Linked DNA regions of Homo sapiens: all the other regions are linked to region 1. The links are chromatin contacts, found by Hi-C or POLR2A ChIA-PET in ENCODE. All regions are on one chromosome and are shown on one strand. Each heading gives the region's core, a stretch centred on a gene start or an enhancer-like site at or near the end of the contact. The rest is flanking DNA. Distances are from core to core; before and after follow the strand shown.

Region 1 (2,700 bases), core at 169-2,668:
AGAGTTAAGTTTGAAAGAGTTAGTACATTATTCTCTGGGTTCCATATCTTTTTCTGCATCAGTCACAGGCACCAGTAAGTGACAGTTGGAAGATCCTTGCTTTGAACTCACACAAACCCAGCTCTATCTTATTTCTTTGTTCAAAAAGAGTTAAGCAGATGTGATTTCTCCCTTTGTTGAACTTGCAGTTTAGCAGGGAAGTCATATATAAAATATTAATTATGCAAATAACTATTTAAGTGGGCTTGTACTAGATACTTTAAAGAAGAATACAGATGCATATGAGAGAAGACCTAACCCGGCCCACCTATAGAAGTACACCTAAGCCAAAACTTTGAGAGAGGTTTGCCATGTATAGGCAGGGCAGAGTGGCTCATGCCTGTAATCCCAGCACTTTGGGAGGCCGAGGCTGGCAGATCATTTGAGGTCAGGAGTTTGAGACAAACTTGGTCAACATAGTGAAATCCCATCTCTACTAAAAATACAAAAGTTAGCTGGGCATGACGGCAGGCACCTGTAATCCCAGCTACTCAGGAGGCCAAGGCAGAAGAATCACTTGAACCTAGGAGGCGGAGGTTGCAGTGAGCCGAAATTGCATCACTGCCTCACTGCACTCCAGCCTGGGTGACAGAGCGAGACTCCATCTCCAAAAAAAAAAAAAAAAAAGAGAGAGAGACTGAGGTTTGCCATGTATGTTTGTGCAGGTTGGGCACTGCACAACTCCAAGGGCATTTTTACATTGTGGTCTACGTGAATGGTGCTCCTGGGACTCTTGCAGCACACAATCTATAAAGCTGAATATGGTAGCCTTGCTTACTAATGGGTAGGAATTAGATACAGAATGTTAAGCAGATGTGTGTGTGTGTAGATGATGGTGGTGGTGGTGACAGGTTGAGAAAGTAGATAGGCATTCCAAGTAGAGGGAACAGCATATTACAAGACCCTCAGGTGGGAAGGTACTTTCTTTTCTTTGTTACCTGACATGCGGGCAATTATTCAGACTTTCACAACCCCAAATGTTTTATTGGTAAAACTGGGGAAAACAAGTTTCATGGCTACTTAACTTGCATTGTCATTGTGAAGCATTGAAGCTATGTAAGGAAGCACAGTGCTCAGCATAGTGCTCAGTCTCTGTGTTTCCTTCTTTCTATTTCCTAGAAGCAAGGTGAATTTGGGGTCACCAACGTGACACTTAATAAATAGCAGGTACTTGATTCACACCTCTATCATTAACACTCAAAAGTTCTAGGACTATTAGTGATTGCTAAATAAGGTTTGCTTTCCAGGCAGCTAGTGCAAGAAAGGAAGGCAGGTTTGGACAAAATTATCAAGTTACCTTAGCTGTGTGGTGACCAAAAAGGGAACTGAAATTATGACATTGTCCCTCCCACCGCACAGTCCACACCCTTCTCACCCACACCCATCTGATCTTATCTCCTGCCCAATCTGACATTTTGCTCTTTCAGGAAGCAAGTTATGCTGTTCTTTTCTTATGCCTCCAGTCTATTTTTTCAACACTTTAATTTTATGTTATTGTGGTAAAATATACAGAACATGAAGTTCACCATGTAAATCATTTTTAAGTATACGATTCAGTACTTTTAAGTATGTTCACAATGCTGTGTGACTGTCACCACTATCCATTTCCAGAACACGTTCATTATCCCAAACAGAACTCTATAACTATCAAACAACAACTTCATTCTTCTTCCCGCCAATGCCTGGAAACCTCTATTCTGTTTTCTGTCTCTGTGAATTTGCCTATTCTAGATACTGCAAATAAGTGGGATCATAGGTTTATTTCACTTAGCATAATGTCCTCAAGGTTCATCCATGTTGTAGCATGTCAGAATTTTCTTCCTTTTTATGGCTGAATAGTATTCCATTGTATGTATGTGTGACATTTTGTTTACCGCACTTTCTTTTGTACAATTATCTTATTGCAGTGCTATTGTTTTTGTATGTATTGTGTGAGCACCTGATGGCAGATGTGTAGGCAGAAGTTCTAAAGCGGCCCCCAGTGAAGTCCCTCCCGAGTCCCTGGGACTTCAGAATGTGCTATCATGCTTGAGATTATGTTTTGTTACAGAGGGAGACCAGCCTGGATTAGCCTGGTGGGCCCAATGTAATAACATACATCTTTAAAAATGGAGTTTTCTCTGGCTGATGACAATAGAGGCAGTCAGGTTTGAAGCACGATAGTCATTTGGCACTATTACTGCTTAAAGATTGAGGAGCCATGGGAAAAGGAATGTGAGTGGCTTCAAAGAGCTGAGGCAGGTCCCAGATCTCAGATGGAAAGCACTTCAGTCCTGTAACTGTAGGGTACTCTGTCATAACCTGAATGGGTTTGGAAGTGGATTTCTCCTCAGAGCCTACACTTAAGTTCCCAGCCCGGCTGACACCTGAATACTGGCCATGGGTGACCCTGAGCAGAAATTCCTGCCACACCAGGTTGTTCTCTGGTATACTGAGTGGGGAGGTAATAAATGCGTGTTGGTTTAAGTTGCGAGATTTGTGGGTGATTTGTTACTCAACAACAGAAAAGGACGACAGCGAGGACCCCATCTTTTCATGTTTGTGTTTAGCCCACTGCCTGGAACTGACTAACTTCCCAACAAACACTAACCAAGTAATCGATTGAAGGAGGCAGGAAGAAGGGATGATGGGTGGAAGAGAAAAGGAAGAACAAATGAAGAA
Region 2 (2,700 bases), core at 57-2,556, 730 kb before region 1:
ACTGCTCAAAGTAATAAGCTACCAGAGGCTGGTGACCATATGCAAGATTCCGCAGCACTTAGGTAGCAGAGCCTGGGGGCCCCAGGAGTTCTAGTTCTTCCCCAGCACTCGATCAGAAAGGGTCCCCGTCATGACTAAGACCTTTTTCCAGCCCCAAAACCTGTACATTTTCCCAGACAACTCATCAAAATTAGCATACACTCATTCACTTATTCATTTATTCATGGACAAAATGGCCATGTGGAGGCCGGATGAACTGTGAGGGCACTGGGCCAGGTTGCCTGAATCTGACCCCAGCTTCGGCACTTGCTGGGAATGTGACACCGTGCACGTTCATTATGGGGTGCCTGGCTCTCCTTATTGGAAAACCTTACCTCCTAGGCTTCTTGTGAGGAATAAGTGAGTCACTGAAGATGGAGATCTTATAACATAGTAAGCTCTAAATTAGTGTGTTTTATAATCAATCATCGAAGAAATCTCTATCCAGCAGCTACCATGTGTCAGGCACGGGGTACAACGGAATAAAACACAAGGTCCCTTATCTAATTGAGCTGACAATCAGGAGAAGAAAGTGAAAATATATCATGTGAGGGTAATAAGTTACTGCGTTTCTCTCTCTGAACCCCTCAAATGCCCAGGGGCACGATAAGTGAGGGCAGCTGGACATCCTGTCCTGTGGGGTATCGCGGATGAGGGGTGTCGGTGAGGGAAGTGTGGCGGGTCAGGACGCCCGTTCACCAGTTCGCTGCTTTACTACCCGCCGCCTTCAAGCTGTCGGGTTAAACCTTTCCAAGAAGGCTCCCTTGAGCTCTCTCTCTCTCTTCCTCTTCCCCTTTGCTCCTTCCTTCTCTCCCTCCCGCAACTGCTCCCGGGGATATGTCCCACTGTCGCTAGTGTTTCAGTTTCTCCTGCAGGATTTCCGTATGGGGGTGGGGTGGGCTGGGCTGCAGCGGGGCGGGGCGTAGGAGCACACATCATGGGGCTGCAGCGGTGGCAGGAGCTCCGTCCGCAGGGCCTGTCTGACGGAGAATGGAGCGGATTGAAGGTCGCATCTTTTCTCTTCGAACTCTGAAGGCATCTCCCAGCCGGCACTGGGGGCGCTGGCCCCTTGATTTCCTAAAAGACAACCAGTCCCCCTGCGAGACCTCGCTGGCCATTCCCGCAGCCTCCCCTCTGGCAGCGCACGGTGGTCACGGGCGGGGGGTGGGGGCCGGAGAATGGCCCCAGGCCACTCCCCCCGCCGCGCTGGGTTGCTGTGCAGCGCGGTTCCGCGGGGCCTCGGCAGGTGTCGCTGTGGTCTGGGGAGTGAGCGTCTGCGAGTCCCCGGGAGGCTGGGCGCCGCCTGACGCGGTGTTGGGGGACCGGAGTGCTGAAGAGCAAACCGAGCCTTAGGCAACCGCAGTTCCCAGACAGAGACTGTTCCTGTTGCGGTGGAGGCAGGGGGCCTTTTGGTGAAGCAGGGAGAAACCTGGATTTGACTCTTCCCGGTCCGGTGGGATCCCAGGTGCCGCTGCTCCCTCGACCTACTTGGAGCTGGCAGGTGGATGGTTCTCGAAAGGCAGTGTGATCCCAGGGATGCAGATCCTGCGTCTCCACCCTGGAGTTTCTGATTAGGAACTAGTGGGTCGAGGCCCAGGAATTTGCAGCTTTAGCGCCTCTTCTGTCACAACGGGTGCAGTTCTTGCTTAGAAAAACACTAAATCAGAAAATCAATCAGATTAAGTCAATTTGCTGGAGGTTTTCCCAAACATCTGTGTTCTAGTTCAAAATATGTTTCATCGGGTAATTAGGAAATTACATTCGTAATTTTACCTCTGAGAAGGGCAGAAAGTGGCCATTCTCACTCCTGATCCTATAGCTCACTCCCCCTCATCTCAGCAGCGTCTGCTGTCCACTCATTCAGGCCTCCACTCAAATGTCATTTCCGGATAATCTTTTCTGATCACACTACCCAAGAAAAGCGCTCCCTCTCCACAATTCCCACCATCTTATATTATTGTTATGTATAACACTCATCAATATCTAAAAATGTTGTCACCCATTGTCCTTTTAAGTTCTTCCCTCTAATAAGGACTTTTTGGTCACATTTAGGTTTTCTAAAAAATGAAAATAATCACCTCTAATAACGAAACAATGACCGTGTTGCAATTGAAAGGCAAGTCCTATAGTCAAAATTTCAGTGTTGACTTTAAATTGAGGCACATCTTCCTCGCCTTGATCTTGAGTCTTGGGGGTGGGGTTTAGACAGGGAAGGGGTCCCGGTAGCTTCTCCTCTCCTTCTGTCCTTGGCCCTGTCCTCCTCCTTTCCCTTCTTGCTTTCCCAGGTTTCTGACTTTTCCAGAAGGCAGCCCAGGGTGGGAGCACTGGTGACAAAGCTGGAAAGTTCTGCCCTTCAGTGGTGACCCCACACTAGCACTTGCTGGTTGTGGTTACCTGCAAGAACTCCGATAACAAAAAAGTATTATGGTGCTGCAAAAGTAATTGCTGTTTTGGCCTTTAAAAGTAATGGGCAAATCGCAAATACTTTTGCATCAACGTAATACTAAAGATCTGCCACATGCAGCAAGTGCCAGTGTTGGGTCACGGGAGTACATACTCTTCCCTGTGTAGTCCTTTCACGGGGAGTGTGAACTCTCAGGGGGAAAGGCTTGGGGAACTGAGTCCTTCCTTACCTCCCTCAGCCCCTAGAAATGTAGTCAT
Region 3 (2,700 bases), core at 192-2,691, 610 kb before region 1:
AAAGAAATTCTCCTGCCTCAGCCTCCGGAGTAGCTGGAATTACAGGAGCATACCACCACGCCCAGCTAATGTTTGTATTTTTAGCAGAGATGGGATTTCACCAAATTGGCCAAGCTGGTCTTGAACTCCTGACCTCAGGTGATCCGCCCACCTCGGCCTCCCAGAGTGCTGGGATTACAGGCATGAGCCACCGCGCCTGGTCTCTCTCTCTCTTTTTTTTTTTCTGAAGCTACAGGTTCAAATATGAAAAGAGGAAGATTGTTTCATAAACATTAAAACAGAAATCCTTCTTAAAAGTAATAGTGTGACATATTTGTAAATACACATGAAAAAGGCCTGGGCAGACACATACCTTTGATTCAAGATCCCCTCTGGGTGTTTGTGTGTGAGGGAGTGGGGGGTTGGGGAGGAGGTGACAGAGGTAAAGAGGAACTGTAACGTTGTCTTACACTTTGAGTAAGTTCATGCAAATGTCTTTGTGTGCTATATGTGTAACTAAATTTTTTAAGAAAATATAGAGAAGTCATTAAAACTTTCATTTTTTCATCCTAATCTAACTTCCTCTTTTTTTGATCAATCATGCAGGTAGAGTCACATCAATTAAAAAATTTTTAGGTCCATTCTCACTGTAACTACATCAAAAACATCAACAATTATCTAATTTCTGCCTGGAAGTCTCCATTCAGAAGTCTAATGGGGGCCTGAGGAGCCCTCAGCCCCTAGATCTTTCCTAATATCATGGCCCAGGTTTCAGATATTGGCGTTCACTCAAGGTACTTGGTCCAAACTTTAAGCTTCCCCCTCACTTCAAGGATCCTTGGCTACTTGGCTGTGTGCTTCTGGGAAACCAGGGAACTATATCTGGGGTAACTCTGCCCTCAGCTCAGATCTCTTTAACTACCGAGCAGGACCAGTTGGAGTTAGGAGAAAACTGGGTAAATTCCATTAACACAATTCCTTCAGTGGCACAAAGTCTAGCCTGTCTCTACACAGGGGTCCTCAGCATTTTTTTCTTCAGCTTCCAGATGTTCCTTCCAAATATAACTGAGGGGAGGTGGGGGCTGGGGGTGAGGCCAACCCCAGTGATGACACCAAATACAACATTTAGTGACTAAGGGGAGGGTGCACACACACACACACACACTCTTACCAATTTATGTTCCAAAGTCTTAACAGAAAGGAAGTGGCCATACGGGATAAGGGCAGATACAGATAAGATAATCTTATTTTAGGGCAGTTTCCCTTAATCCTTGAAATCCTCTAAGGGGAATGTGAAGTAACCAGAGACATTGACAATATCTGGTGAGAGGTCTGGGACAACTGGGAAGCCTCATTCTGTGCTTTACTGCTGACCTTGTTACATCACTCCTGAGGAAGAACTTGCCTAAATGCAGTGCTCAATGCTTCTATTTAAGGAAGTGTTTTAAGACCTTGGGCTTTCCTATGTCTTAAACCAAGCTGAGCATCTGGAAGGTCTCTCTGTCACTGGAGGGAAAAAGCAGTCAATGGTGGGGTGTTCTGAATCAGTATCCCTGCCTTCAGCTTCCTCGGGCTCAGGAAAGTCCACAGCCTGAACAGCATTTGCTCTTGTTTGTGTCCAGTGGTTCTTTATCTTTTCTCTCTTTTTGTCATCATCAGTCTTGTCAGAACTTTGTAGAAATTAGGTGTCTTTCCAAAGAATTGGCTTGGTTTTTTATATTGCTTTTACTCTTCACTTTGTTAGGAGTTATTTTTAATCCTTATTATTTCCTTGGAATTCATTCTGAAATGGGACAGTTCCCTAGCCCCCGTTCGCATGACATATGACAAGGGTGTGGCTCTCTGTTCGGCCACCATGAGCTCAAACCCCTTATGCGAGGAGGAGCACACAGTGGGGCGGGTGCTCGAGCCAGGGCTAGCACTTTGGGCTCCGGCCCCATGGTATCATCTAGGGGTGACTCTCGAAGCCCGTGGGCATGTTACAGTGTCGCTTTTTTAGCTTTGCTGTCCACAGATGGCTTAAGTGTTAACCTGTTCAGTGCCCTCTTGGTACCCAGGTCCTTGTCCGGAGTCCAGGAAGAATCAGGTCACACACGGGCTTGAAGAGTGAATGCGGGGGTTTTACTGAGGGTTGAAGGTGGGATGGATGGAGAGCTGGAAGGGGGATGGAGTAGAAGATGCTCTTCCTCTGGAGTTTGGCTGTCCAGTGGCCAATCTTTTCTCTGATAGTCCCAGCTGAACTCCTCTCGGTGTTCAACATTCCTTCTCTTCTCTCCTTCTCTGTTGCGCTCTTCTGCTGTTTGTCTGTTTGTTTTCTCCTGGAGCTGGGGGTTTGGGGTTAATATGGGTACAAGATAGGGGGTGTGGCAGGCCAAAAGGCAACATTTTGGGCTTGAAAACAGGAATGTCTGTACCCATTTAGGGCCACCGGTTTCCAGGCTTGAGGGTAGGGTCTTTGCCGGGGAACTACCCTCTTCTACCCAGTATTTGCCTGTCTCCTGTCTGTATCAATTCTATTGTTTTTTTCTTAACCTTCAGATTAATGATTAGCTCATTTGTTTTAAATATGTATTGTATCCTAACAGATGCATTTAAAGTTTTACATTTTCCACAAGTTCGTCTTTAGCTGCATCCCCCAGGTTGTGACTGGAAATACTTTGAATGTTTTTGGTGCTATTTCATATTTTTTATTTTATTTCCTTTGAAATTATAAGTTAGTCA
Region 4 (2,700 bases), core at 145-2,644, 520 kb after region 1:
AACTAATTCTTAACCTTTAAGATTTTAAAATTTATTATTCTAAGAAACTTTCTCCCAATCTGACTTGTGTGTGACTCTCTCAGAGTTTTACACCTTTAAGGAACTGAATTTAGTTACTGATCTACTTCGACTTCCTCAAAAGAGAGCTCCCCATGTAAGATTTTAAAATTTATTATTCTAAGAAACTTTCTCCCAATCTGACTTGTGTGTGACTCTCTCAGAGTTTTACACCTTTAAGGAACTGAATTTAGTTACTGATCTACTTCGACTTCCTCAAAAGAGAGCTCCCCATGTAAGTTAGTGTTTGTATTAGAATGGGGCACAATAGTTTAAAGATATGGCATTGGGGAGCACAGCATTGGCATTAAAATAAAATAACATTAAGCTCTAATATGAGATTTGAAAAACACAGTCTGGGCAGAGGGTCCAGTGAATCTTAGCAGGAATAACCAGTCTTCAGCATTATCAGCTTAGTGCTGACTGAAGAGTCATTTGGCTACATGTGATTTTTACACATCTGTCAACTAAAGCAGAGCTCCAAATGAAAAATCTGGCACATAGAAACATTATGGGGATTTGTGAGTCCCCCTGGAGAATTTTGGGTCCATAAACCAATGAATAGATTACTATGACACACAAATGGAATATTTTCATCTGTGACAGACATAATCTCGCCCTGGTACTCTTTGTGTCATGTTGCAGAAAACTATACGCACTGTCCTCAGACCTGCTTTAGTTGCCCATGCTAAAAGATGAGTGACAACACTAAATATGGAAAACATTGGCCGGGCGCGGTGGCTCACGCCTGTAATCCCAGCATTTTGGGAGGCCGAGGCGGGCGGATCACGAGGTCAGGAGATCGAGACCATCCTGGCTAACACGGTGAAACCCTGTCTCTACTAAAAATACAAAAAATTAGCCGGGCGCGGTGGCGGGCGCCTGTAGTCCCAGCTGCTGGGGAGGCTGAGGCAGGAGAATGGCGTGAACCCGGGAGGCGGAGCTTGCAGTGAGCCGATATCGCGCTCCAGCCTGGGTGACGGAGCAAGACTCCGTCTCAAAAATTAATAAATAAATAAATAAATAAGTAAATAAAATAAAACATCTAAGGTTAAAGAACGGAACCACCCTTGGGAAGACCTAAATGCAATCTCTGTCAGTACCACTAACTGTGGCCTCTGAGTTAGCACACTAACTCCAGTCCTAATACAAGTACATTATAAATCACCTCAGCGGTCAAGACCTCATTCGTCGTCCTGCAAACCTGTGCCATAATAGGTTTTACTAGTACAAAAACTGAGGCTCACTGTGTTTGTAACTTACCTAAAGTCACATAGGTGATAAAGGTGTCCCTGAATCCAAATCCACATATTCTTTCCATTGAGACAGGCAGGTGGGAAGGCCTCCCTGGCAAAACTCCAACCGGCCAGTGCACTGGGAGGAGTGCGCACTGGGATCGAGCCACAGAAGTTCGCGCGTTTGCAGCGGGAGGAGCTTGGCCCCTCCTCTTCCTGGGTGGAACCTGGGATTCAATCTGTGAGGCGGGAAGCCCAGTGGCAGGAAGCACACTCTCTCGCTTTGCTAAGAGTCTCTGTTTCCCCTTTTCTTCCATTTCACCCAATAAACCCTGCCCTCCTCTCGCTTCAAATTGTCTGTGAGCCTAATTTTTCGTGGCCATGTGATAAGGAACCCTGTCTTTAGCTGAACTAAGCAAAAAGTCCCACAACACTATTATGCCATAAAATGTCTTTAATCTATAAAATTAGAAGATAGCAAGTCCTTATTGAGTCATGAATTTCATTTATTTATTCAAAAAATATGTTTATAACTTGAATGAGTCAAAACATGGGTATATAAAAAAGAGGAATTTACATGTCTCTAGAAGAAAAAGAAGAGATTGCAAGGGTAATATTTAGTGTCCTTTTGAAAGTACATTAGTGCCAGGCACTACATAAGTCTTCCTGAAGGTGGTAGTACAGGCAAAGCATGCACTCCAAGCTTTGGGAACAATTTTTAGAAAAATTTTTGAGGTCTTTATAAAAATTGTCAAGGAACTGTTAACATAATGACAGCAACATATACAAATGTCTGGAACACTATCATGTATTTTAAATCTATTTTTTGACACAGAGCTATTGGGAAATATTATGTCAGCCTTTCAAGAAGTATATAATTTTGAGATTGAATAAAATCAGGTTGTCTCCATGTTTACTTGAATTAATGAGATGTTTGATGTTGTCCACCTTCTCCCTTGTTGTCCAAACCCTAGTGAGTGCCCTGACTTGAAAGCCAAGTTCTCTGTCTGTAACCAAAGAGAAAAGCTCATCACCCTGGTTAGACAAAGTTCACAGCAGCCACAGCCTTCTGAAATGACACACTGCCTCCATCAGTGTTCCTTCTTGTGTTCTTTTTGTGAAGAGTGTGTTTGGAGTTACTACAGTTTTTGGTCATCAGTGAATGATGATATATCTTTAGAAAGTCTCTGTAAGGGTAACCAAGGTTCCCTGAAGATGTGTAAAGTCTCTGCACAAGTTTGAGCATTCTTAAGGAGCAAATTAATAGTATTTTGTATTTTTACATTTGTACAATGAGAAAACGTTCTATAGGTTTGATATTCTTTCCTGGAAATACTTCCACAGGAAAACAGTATATGGAAAACCCATTTTTAAGGCAAGTTTATGTTTTTACATTAAACAACAATTG
Region 5 (2,700 bases), core at 1-2,500, 540 kb before region 1:
GGAGGTCCTTTCCCTCCTGCTGCTACTCGCCTGCCCAGGACTCTGTTTCCTCTATAGCTGCTGGTCCTTTCTATAATGGCTGCTGCTTGAGGATTGGTGAGCAGGGCAAGGAGACGCCATCATAGGTAAACAAAGCAGGGCTTCTGGTTAGGCTGTGGTCCTGTGTGCATCAGGGGCTGCACTGCGTCAGCCCTTACCAGTTAAGAAGGACTGAGGGTTGAAGAAGCCGGAGAGCCACACGACAGCCGGAAGGGTAAGGTCTTGTGTCCAAGTATCGAGTTCTCGGCATCGCAGGAGGAGGTCATTGAACCTGGTTTATGGGAGGGAGGAAGAAAAACTTGCTGTTCAGTAAAATAGCCATTTTCCAGTATGTTCTGTTGTGGGCGGTTAGGGCAGGGTGGTGGTGGAGGAGAAGTATACCACTGCTAGCTGGTAAAATCCTTCCCTGACAATTTGCAGGGCACTGTCCCTTTAAAGGGCTAGTTTGTTTCCCATTGGAGACTTGATGACTGTAGCGTTTACATTAGAGCAAGATACACTGAGGAATGTGGAAAACTCATTTCCATTTATGCAACAGCTTTTATTAGAGCCTCTTCATGCTATGTGGTGACTATACAAAGGTCATCACCCTATGACTTGGACTGACAAGCGCCAACTTGGAGGTATGGACAGGGTGTCTGAGGACCAGGGATGGCAAGGCTGTGATGGTGGTTACAAGACCAGAGTTGCCGGGAAATCTGATTGATAAGCAGAGGGAACAGCATGTGCGGAGGCAGTGGAGCACGTGACGGCAGTCTAAGCACGTGCAGTAGCTGCCTGAAAGTGGGGAGGAAAAAGGTTAATTAGGAAAACAAGTCAGCCAGGAATGGCACGCCGGTGGGTTGAGAAACGCTGCTGTTACGTACATGTTCTCTTCTCGGCTCCTCACAATTGGGCAAGGTAGGAAGTATTTGCAGTTGACCTATAAGGAAGCTGGCTCACAGAGGCTAGGGACAGATGAACCTCTTCGATAAAATTAAGAGAGAAGTGAAACCTTGAATTGTAAGTTTCAGAGGCTGCTTAAAGGGGACCAGGAGAATGGAGTAGAGAGCATAGCCTCAGTGTAAAAGCCAGAGTTCTCTAGAAGGAAAGGCTGGCACTGAAGTTTTCTAGGACCTTGTCTGCTTCAGATATGCAAAGGAAGTGGGGGTGAATGAGGAAACACCCTGACAAACCACATGGCAGAACATGTCTGCCTGAGATACTTGCCTGACTCTGGGCCGTGAAGAAGAAAAGGCTCAGAATGCTCACGGTCAAACTTACGTCACCACAAGGAAAATCTCTGTGCCCGGACCTATATTAAGTTCTTCCAGATAGCTGGATCCGAAAAAGCATACTCGACGATAAGAAGAAGAAACAGCATAGGCACCACACAAAGGAAAAAGGCGAATGAGAAAAGCAAAGGCAGGAAGACATTTCTCTCAAAATGTTGCCATCATGAGGATAAACACTGCAGACAATTTGTAACAACTAAAACAAGTGATTGTTGATATAAACAAGATCATGACTTAGAAGGGATCAGGTAGGAAATAGTAAGGAAATTAAGTTTGAAGACCCCAAATAAGAAGTAGAAAATAAAATTATAGAAATGAAAGCAAAAGTGAAACAGCGTAAGGGAGAATAATAAAAACAAATGGAAATAAAGAGGTAAAGGGTTAGAGTGAAAGCAATAAAATGAAAGCTGAAATGAGGCCAGACGTGGTGGCTCACATCTGTAATCCCAGCACTTTGGGAGGCCGAGGCAGGTGGATCACTTGAGGTCAGGTGTTCGAGACCAGCCTGGCCAACATGGTGAAACCCCATCCCTACTAAAAATAACAAAGTTGGCCGGGCATGGTGGCACATGCCTGTAATCCCAGCTACTAGGGAGGCTGAAGGCAGGAGAATCGGTTGAACCCAAGAGGCAGAGGTTGCAGTGAGCTGCGATCACGTCACTGCACTCCAGCCTAGGCAACAGAATGAGAATCTCTCAAAAAAAAAGTGTAATTCTAGAAAATTTGAGTTTTCCTAAATTATACCTTTGAATCTATACAATCAAGGGCACATCATGTTCCAAGAAAATTTGGTAGAGAGTAATCAATACTAAAATATAAAGAATAATATGAACAATGAAGAATCCCTGGATGGCCAGGGGAAAACATGAAGCCATTTATAAAGGGAAAAGAAGTATGCTAGCTTTTGACATCTCCACGGCAGCATTTGACAAGAGGAGAGTGATGGCTACAAAGGCCTCCAACTGAGGGTGTTATTATATTTTAATAACTGGCCAAACTGTCATTCAGGTATAGACATAAGAGTATAGGGCATGAAAAACCACCAGCAAATCCAACAAACAGGAAGGTTTATAACCCAGGAAATAGAGAAGTCTTGAAGAAAATACTTACTTGTAAGTATGTTTAAACTTCTCAGGAAAAGAGAATAACAGTCATAAAAACGAAAACAGGAAATTATAAAACTAAGCTAGGCACCCTTCCAAAAATATAAAAAACCTGGAACTGATAATTATGGACGATGAAATATACTTTATTTTTTGAGACAGGGTCTTGCTCTGTCACCCAGGCTAGAATGCAGTGGCATGATCATGGCTCATTGCACCCTTGACCTCTTGGGCTCAAGCAATCCTACCACCTCTACACCTTGAGTAGCTAGGACTACAGTCGC

What was found. Hi-C counts contacts between places; a loop is a spot of excess contacts on that map. ChIA-PET counts read pairs that join two places held with the same protein, here RNA polymerase II (POLR2A). Pooled maps may share reads with other maps.
Region 2: a loop to region 1 is called in a map of B cell, with 7 times the contacts of the local background. The contact joins two enhancer-like sites. A Hi-C loop is called at or near these places in 1 of 168 maps with a recorded cell type or tissue (B cell), 2 of 37 single-sample maps with no recorded cell type and 7 of 50 pooled maps.
Region 3: a loop to region 1 is called in a map of B cell, with 6 times the contacts of the local background. The contact joins two enhancer-like sites. A Hi-C loop is called at or near these places in 1 of 168 maps with a recorded cell type or tissue (B cell) and 4 of 50 pooled maps. POLR2A ChIA-PET finds 5 or more read pairs at or near these places in 3 of 52 experiments (HEK293, PC-3 and activated T-cell).
Region 4: a pooled map shows a loop between it and region 1 (11-fold over the local background). The contact joins the promoter of LINC01162 here to the enhancer-like site in region 1. A Hi-C loop is called at or near these places in 3 of 37 single-sample maps with no recorded cell type and 3 of 50 pooled maps. POLR2A ChIA-PET finds 5 or more read pairs at or near these places in 1 of 52 experiments (OCI-LY7).
Region 5: a map of B cell shows a loop between it and region 1 (13-fold over the local background). The contact joins two enhancer-like sites. A Hi-C loop is called at or near these places in 1 of 168 maps with a recorded cell type or tissue (B cell), 4 of 37 single-sample maps with no recorded cell type and 7 of 50 pooled maps. POLR2A ChIA-PET finds 5 or more read pairs at or near these places in 3 of 52 experiments (B cell, CD4-positive, alpha-beta T cell and activated CD8-positive, alpha-beta memory T cell).

Annotation. Positions count from the first base shown.
Region 1 is chr7:21,354,214-21,356,913 of GRCh38, reverse strand. No RefSeq gene overlaps it. Among named protein-coding and RNA genes, the nearest start is that of SP4, 73 kb to the left of the region's middle. RefSeq lists an enhancer at 1,509-1,558. Within about 2 kb of position 1,418, at least 5 of the 41 ENCODE cell types and tissues checked have a DNase peak (open chromatin) inside an H3K27ac peak, as active enhancers do; they include CD4-positive, alpha-beta T cell, where a contact is called at or near this core.
Region 2 is chr7:22,081,642-22,084,341 of GRCh38, reverse strand. No RefSeq gene overlaps it. Among named protein-coding and RNA genes, the nearest start is that of CDCA7L, 140 kb to the right of the region's middle. RefSeq lists cis regulatory regions at 538, 2,539 and enhancers at 466-610, 2,467-2,611. Within about 2 kb of position 1,306, at least 32 of the 41 ENCODE cell types and tissues checked have a DNase peak (open chromatin) inside an H3K27ac peak, as active enhancers do.
Region 3 is chr7:21,964,197-21,966,896 of GRCh38, reverse strand. No RefSeq gene overlaps it. Among named protein-coding and RNA genes, the nearest start is that of CDCA7L, 20 kb to the right of the region's middle. Within about 2 kb of position 1,441, at least 3 of the 41 ENCODE cell types and tissues checked have a DNase peak (open chromatin) inside an H3K27ac peak, as active enhancers do.
Region 4 is chr7:20,834,125-20,836,824 of GRCh38, reverse strand. LINC01162 (long intergenic non-protein coding RNA 1162) reads right to left here and starts at 1,394. Exons shown (of 6, transcript NR_126381.1): 1 at 1,321-1,394. RefSeq lists an enhancer at 1,460-1,960.
Region 5 is chr7:21,896,946-21,899,645 of GRCh38, reverse strand. DNAH11 (dynein axonemal heavy chain 11) reads right to left here. Exons shown (of 82, transcript NM_001277115.2): 80 at 198-310. Among named protein-coding and RNA genes, the nearest start is that of CDCA7L, 48 kb to the left of the region's middle. RefSeq lists enhancers at 1,274-1,333, 285-1,484. Within about 2 kb of position 1,250, at least 8 of the 41 ENCODE cell types and tissues checked have a DNase peak (open chromatin) inside an H3K27ac peak, as active enhancers do; they include CD4-positive, alpha-beta T cell, where a contact is called at or near this core.